Linked DNA regions of Homo sapiens: region 1 is linked to region 2. Evidence: read pairs that join two places in POLR2A ChIA-PET (ENCODE). Cell type or tissue: PC-9. All regions are shown on one strand. Each heading gives the region's core, and the rest is flanking DNA. Links, peaks and the distances in the headings are about the cores only. Region 1 has its middle 76 kb from the start of LNCOG. Region 2 has its middle 21 kb from the start of NAP1L1.

Region 1 (2,920 bases), core at 184-2,683, 78 kb before region 2:
AGCCAGGCGTGGTAGTGCACGCCTGTGGTCCCAGCTACTCGGGAGGCTGAGGCATGAGAATCGCTTGAACCCAGGAGGCAGAGGTTGCAGTGAGCTGAGATGGTGCTACTGCACTCCAGCCTGGGTGACAGAGTGAGACTCTCGTCTCAAAAGAAAGAAAGAAAGAAGAGAGAGAGAGAGAGAGAGAAAAGGAAGGGGGCAGAGGGGAGGGGAGGAGAGGGAAGGGAGACTGGGAAACAAAAAATCAGAAAGAAAAGACCACTTTAAAGAGAGAGATGGGTAGAAAAAATTGATTTAGAGAACTTAAAAAATACTTTGAAGACAATGTACGTAATGATATAAAAAGGAAAAAACATCAATTTTCTACCCCTTCTAAATGTTACTGATGGAATAGGCAAGAATCACTCCCACATGTGGCTACCACATGGACATTGGTGCGTGTGGGTGTGGGTGTTTTTAAACAATTGAAGTTACCTGAGGTAAGTACCTGGTATTATTTCACACTGGACATTTGCCTTCAGAGTATAAAACAAATTACATGGCTAGTGATGGACCCGGAAGTTACAACTGACTAATTTTCACCTTTAGTTCTAATATGATTTTTAAAACAAAAACATATAGTAAATTTGTATAAAATCTTGGAATTTTTTTCATCTTTTCTTTCTATAACTGACACCCAGGAGCAAGCTGGCGAATTAATTTGAAGTTTTGGCATCTTGTATATTATTATTTGATTTTCTTTTTTCTTTTTTTCTTTTATATTTTACTCAAAGATCCAGCAGAAATGAATATTATTTTAGTTTTTAAGGCAGCCTCTACTATTGCATCAGAGATACTGAAACCTCCAAGAAAAATTAAAAGATTGTTTCTTATGAACTAATAGATATGTCTTATTAATATTCTACTCAACATTTTAATGTATGAACTTTGTTTTTATAGACTAGTTCAAGACCAGAGTCTATTAGTAAAAACAGATTTTACAGAAAAGTGAAAAATGATAATCTATAAAGATCATTGGAAAAAATGTGCTCTCTGATAGGTGGTAACATGTGCTAGTGTTTCTTTTATTAATAAATTAGATATCTGAAGAGGAATACAAAAGATTGTCAAAGGCTCATGCACACATTAAAATATTTATCCCTGGCTTTCATTTCATAAGCTGAAAATGTCTAATTCATATAAAAATAAAATGTTAATACACCTATTATCATCTTGGCACCTTGGTACTTAGATTTGTTATGTTTATGTAGGCAAGGGTTCACAATCTTGACTGCACATTAGAATTATCTGGGGAATTTTTTAAATAAATTTTGATGCCCAAACAGAAGCCCAAACCAATGAATCAGAATCTCTCAAGGGTAAAAGATGGTATTTTCAAGGAACCTCAGGTGATTCCAAACACACCAGTGAGGTTGAGATCTACCAATTTTAGCAGTTCCTGATCAAGCCTCATTTTAATTACCATCTCTGTTAGAGTCATTTCCTCCTCTGCACTAAAAGAAGAGCACAAAGCAGATTGTATCATTGCAGCTTATGCCTGTGTTTCATTGTTTTTTTAATCTTCAGTACCTGATAGCTGCTCAAACATGAATGAATAAATGAACGTACTTATTTCCAACCAGGACCATGGAGAAAGGCTGCCACCATTTTAAAGACAGCAGATTCATTTAGAGCACATTGAGAGATGATCTGACTCATTTCGTTACATTACGCAGCTCTGAGTCACCTGGCACTTTCCCAGACAAAAAGTTTCAGAATCTGATGTTTCAGATCCTCATCCAATAGACATTTTTATCCCAGGAGCCAAGGCTGAGAATGCAGCTGACAGAATCAGTACAGGGCTTCTCTTAGGGAAGCGGTGGGAAGTCCCTGCTGCTCTGTGCTTATGTAACCATATGTTGTACAAGCATGACCCATAGAATGTGATCCAAACACTATATTTGTCTTGCTCCATCATTTTAAACTCTTATCAGTGGAGACAAACTTTTCTTGTTCATGGAGAGTCTTGGGCCACTCTCAGTGTTAGTCACTTTTAGTTGTAAAACAATCCTATTTTAGAAAGTTAATATAGTTGGTCTCACATAATAATAAAAAATCCAAACGTGAGATCAGGGCTAAACCATCACCTCTTCTCCAGCCTGGGCTTGTGTCGAAAGCCTGCATGTGGAAGGAGTTTGTGATCCTTCCGTTCTCTCTTTTCTCCCAGCTCACCTGTGCCACCTGTGATTTCTCTCTGGCTGGGGTCAAAATAGGGAGAGGGAGGAAAAGGAAGAAAATATGACACTGTTACTTGGCTGAACTTGGTAATGGTTGAAGTGGGAAACCTTGGATGAGAACAAGAGAGGGTAGCAGTTGATTCTTTTCTCATGGGAGATTTCATGGGTTCTTCAGAGTTTCTTGCTCTTCCCTTGACCTGGGCTGATCATGCTCTCCTTTGGGTGGTGCAAGGAAGGAAAAATGCTTTCTTCTACCTTTCTGGAATCTGTGACTGGTCCAAGAATTTAACTGAAATAAGACAGAATAACAGGCGAAAAAAAATTGAATTGTGTCTGCACACACAGGAGACCCACAAAAATATAAGACTCAAGGAAGGGGTCAGATGATTGAAACTCATATATTATCAGGAGCTACAGAGAGGAATAGGGGTTAGAATTTCTGGGTGGGAAGATGGGTGGAGACAAATTATGGGAAGAGGAGAGGAAATGTATGGTGAATAAAGGTTGTCGTGTGGTGCAGATAAGCGTCTCTCAGGTGAGAAAAGTTGTCTAGGAGTAGCTCTCTTTCTGGTACTGATATCTTTAGTAATAAAAGATATCTTTAGTAATAAAAATGTCTTTAGAAAATTCCTTTAGGCTGGGCGCGGTGGCTCACGCCTGTAATCCCAGCACTTTGGGAGGCTGAGGCAGGCAGGTCACTTGAG
Region 2 (2,920 bases), core at 197-2,696:
TAACTTTTCTTCTAACTAAAAAAGCATGCACGTAGAGACAGTTTTTCTTGAACTAAACTCAAAGACATTGAGTAACAGAAATGACCACATCTGTGGTTTCACAGGACAACCAAATGGCTATTCAAATGAATTATTTTATGACCCTCTGTAAAAGTTTATATTACATTTAACTAATAAGAATGTTGTCGCAGATAACAAATTATATGGCCCAGGTGCATTGATAGCAGCTAACGAAGACCATTTAGTGTTAATTGCTTAAGCTTTGAGTCAGAAAGATCTGGGTTTGCATCCTGGCTGCACCATTTAGAAGCTGTGTAATCTTGGCAATTTACTTACTCCCTCTGAGCCTGTTTCCATGTCTGTCAACTGTGACACTAATCCCTAATCATAAATGTTCAAATTAATGAGATAATTTGTGTTATCCTCCTAACAATAAGTAAATGCTCAAGTATTATTCACCAGCAATATTGAAGCAAAACTAGAGGGATTTGAAAGAATCAATAATAACCATAATGATAAATCAGTTTTTTCCCAATCTCAAGACCTTAAGTAAGCATTATGCAAGTGGCATCTCTCAGTCAATTCTTAACTAAATGTTTCAGGTCAGTATGGGAAATGGAGAAATGTTATGTTGATAGCTAAGGGGAGAGTATGTTTTAGATACCAGGTAGTAGGGAGCAAATTAGTTCTACTAGGAAAGAAAAACATCCAGACTTTTTATCCAAACAGTATTTTCATTCAATTAATCAGAAGTACAGACAGCAAGAGTGCTTGGGGATATAGTCAAACTCTTTTATCAAAACTTAAACAGGCCGGGTGCGGTGGCTCATGCTTGTAATCCCAGCCCTTTGGGAGGCCAAGGCAGGCGGTTTACAAGGTCAGGAGATCAAGACCATCCTGGCTAACATGGTGAAACCTCATCTCTACTAAAAATACAAAAAATTAGCCAAGCATGGTGGCGGGTGCCTGTAGTCCCAGCTACTCACGAGGCTGAGGCAGGAGAATGGCGTGAACCCAGGAGGTGGAGCTTGCAGTGAGCTGAGATCAGGCCACTGTACTCCAGCCTGGGTGAGAGTGAGAGACTCCATCTCAAAAAAATAAAAATAATTAAAAAAAAGACTCCATCTCAGAAAAAAAAAAAAAAAGCTTAAATAAGTACTTGATTGAGGTTCCAAGTGCCACCTAACAAGAAAGAGCAGCAGAAAACTATGTCATCTTGATGGACTGCCAGATGAGTCAAGTAAAGAAAATGCACCTCCCAAGGTGGTGAATAAATTGAGATACCTTTTAGATCTGCTTAAGGGCTCTGTTAAAATGTTGCAAACTTGGCTAGACACAGTGGCTCACGCCTGTAGTCCCAGCACTTTGGGAAGCTGAGGTGGGTGAATCTCCTGAAGTTAGGAGTTTGAGACCAGCCTGACCAACATGGTGAAACCCTGTCTCTACTAAAAACACAAAATTAGCTGGGCGTGGTGGTGCGTGCCTGTAATCCCAGCTATTTGGGAGGCTGAGGCAGGAGAATCGCTTGAACCCTGGAGATGGGGGTTGCAGTGAGCTGAGATTGCTCCATTGCACTCCAGCCTGGGCAACAAGAGCAAAACTCCATCTCAAAAAAAAAAAAAAAAGAAAGGCCGGGTGTGTGTGGTAGCTCACGCCTATAATCCCAGCAATTTGGGAGGCTGAGGTGGGCAGATCACCTGAGGTCAGGAGTTTCAGACCAACGTGGCCAACATGGTGAAACCCCATCTCTACTAAAAATACAAAATTAGCCAGGCATGGTGGCGCATACCTGTAGACCCAGCTACTCAAGAGGCTGAGGCAGGAGAATCGCCTGAACCCGGGAGGCAGAGGTTACAGTGAGCTGAGTTCGTGCCACTGTACTCCAGCCTGGGCAACGGGAGCGAAACTGTCTCAGGAAAAAAAAAAAAAAGTTGCAAACTACCTACAGAGTACAACTCTTCAAGTTTGGGAGTAATGACCAGCAAGACATTTGTCAGCAACTCCTCAATAGGTCTGATTGTTTCTTAGGACAACTTTTGTTATAAGAAACCAGAGAGGCTTGGACAGTGGCTTACACCTGTAATCCTAGCACTGTGGGAGGAGGCGGGAGGATCGTTTGAACTCAGAAGTTCCAGACCAGCCTGTGCAGCATAGTGAAATCTCATCTCTACTAAAAGAAAAAAAATTACCAGATGTGGTGGTGCTTGCCTGTAGTCCCAGCTACTTGGGAGGCTGAGGTAGGAGGGTCACTCGAGCCTGGGAAGTCAAGGGCTGCAGTAAGCTGTGACAGTATCACTGCAAAAGAAAAAAAAAAAAAGGCCGGGCATGATGGCTTACACCTATAATCCTGTAGTCCCAACACTCTGGGAGCCTGAGGTGGGAGCATCACCTGAGCCCAGGAATTCAAGACCAGCCTGGGCAACACAGCAAGAACATGTTTCAATCAATCAATCAATAAATAGTGCTATGTTAACAGACTGTCTATGAAGTATTTTATAGATTGTCTTATTAAATCTATACAATAGTTTCATGAGGGAGTCATTATTATTTTCAAAATGCAGATGAGGAAAGTAAAGTTCACAGTGATGAATTAACTTGTTTCAAACGATTTGGCTGGTCTGGGGATAATAGGTATTTAAACCCTGTTATATCTAATTCCAAAGCCCTGCATACTGTTCACCATACTCTACAGTCTTTCCGCTAGAGAAAATAATGATAATAGTGCTTCCCACATATGAGCCACTTTTAGATATCTTGAGCTAGTATTTAGTAGCTGTGCAACCTTGGGCAAGCAATTTAACCTCAGCTTCCTCATCTCTAAAATGGGAATGATAACAACAGCAGCTACCTCAAGGGGTTGTAAAACTTAAGTGAGGCATATATGTAACATTTGGAACAGTGCCTGGCACATGGTAAGAGC

The links. Peaks named below come from ENCODE experiments on the same cell type or tissue, not always from the same donor. Only the 100,000 strongest peaks of a DNase experiment are listed, where the experiment ranks them.
Region 1: POLR2A ChIA-PET joins it to region 2 with 6 read pairs; 2 of 35 experiments call an interaction of 5 or more read pairs at or near these places.

What each region holds. Positions count from the first base shown.
Region 1 is chr12:76,182,490-76,185,409 of GRCh38, reverse strand. No RefSeq gene overlaps it. Among named protein-coding and RNA genes, the nearest start is that of LNCOG, 76 kb to the left of the region's middle. In PC-9, for the core only: no CTCF peak of the experiment used is centred there; a DNase peak (open chromatin) is centred at 1,739; H3K4me3 peaks cover 314 bases; H3K27ac peaks cover 1,818 bases.
Region 2 is chr12:76,104,063-76,106,982 of GRCh38, reverse strand. No RefSeq gene overlaps it. Among named protein-coding and RNA genes, the nearest start is that of NAP1L1, 21 kb to the right of the region's middle. In PC-9, for the core only: no CTCF peak of the experiment used is centred there; a DNase peak (open chromatin) is centred at 1,232.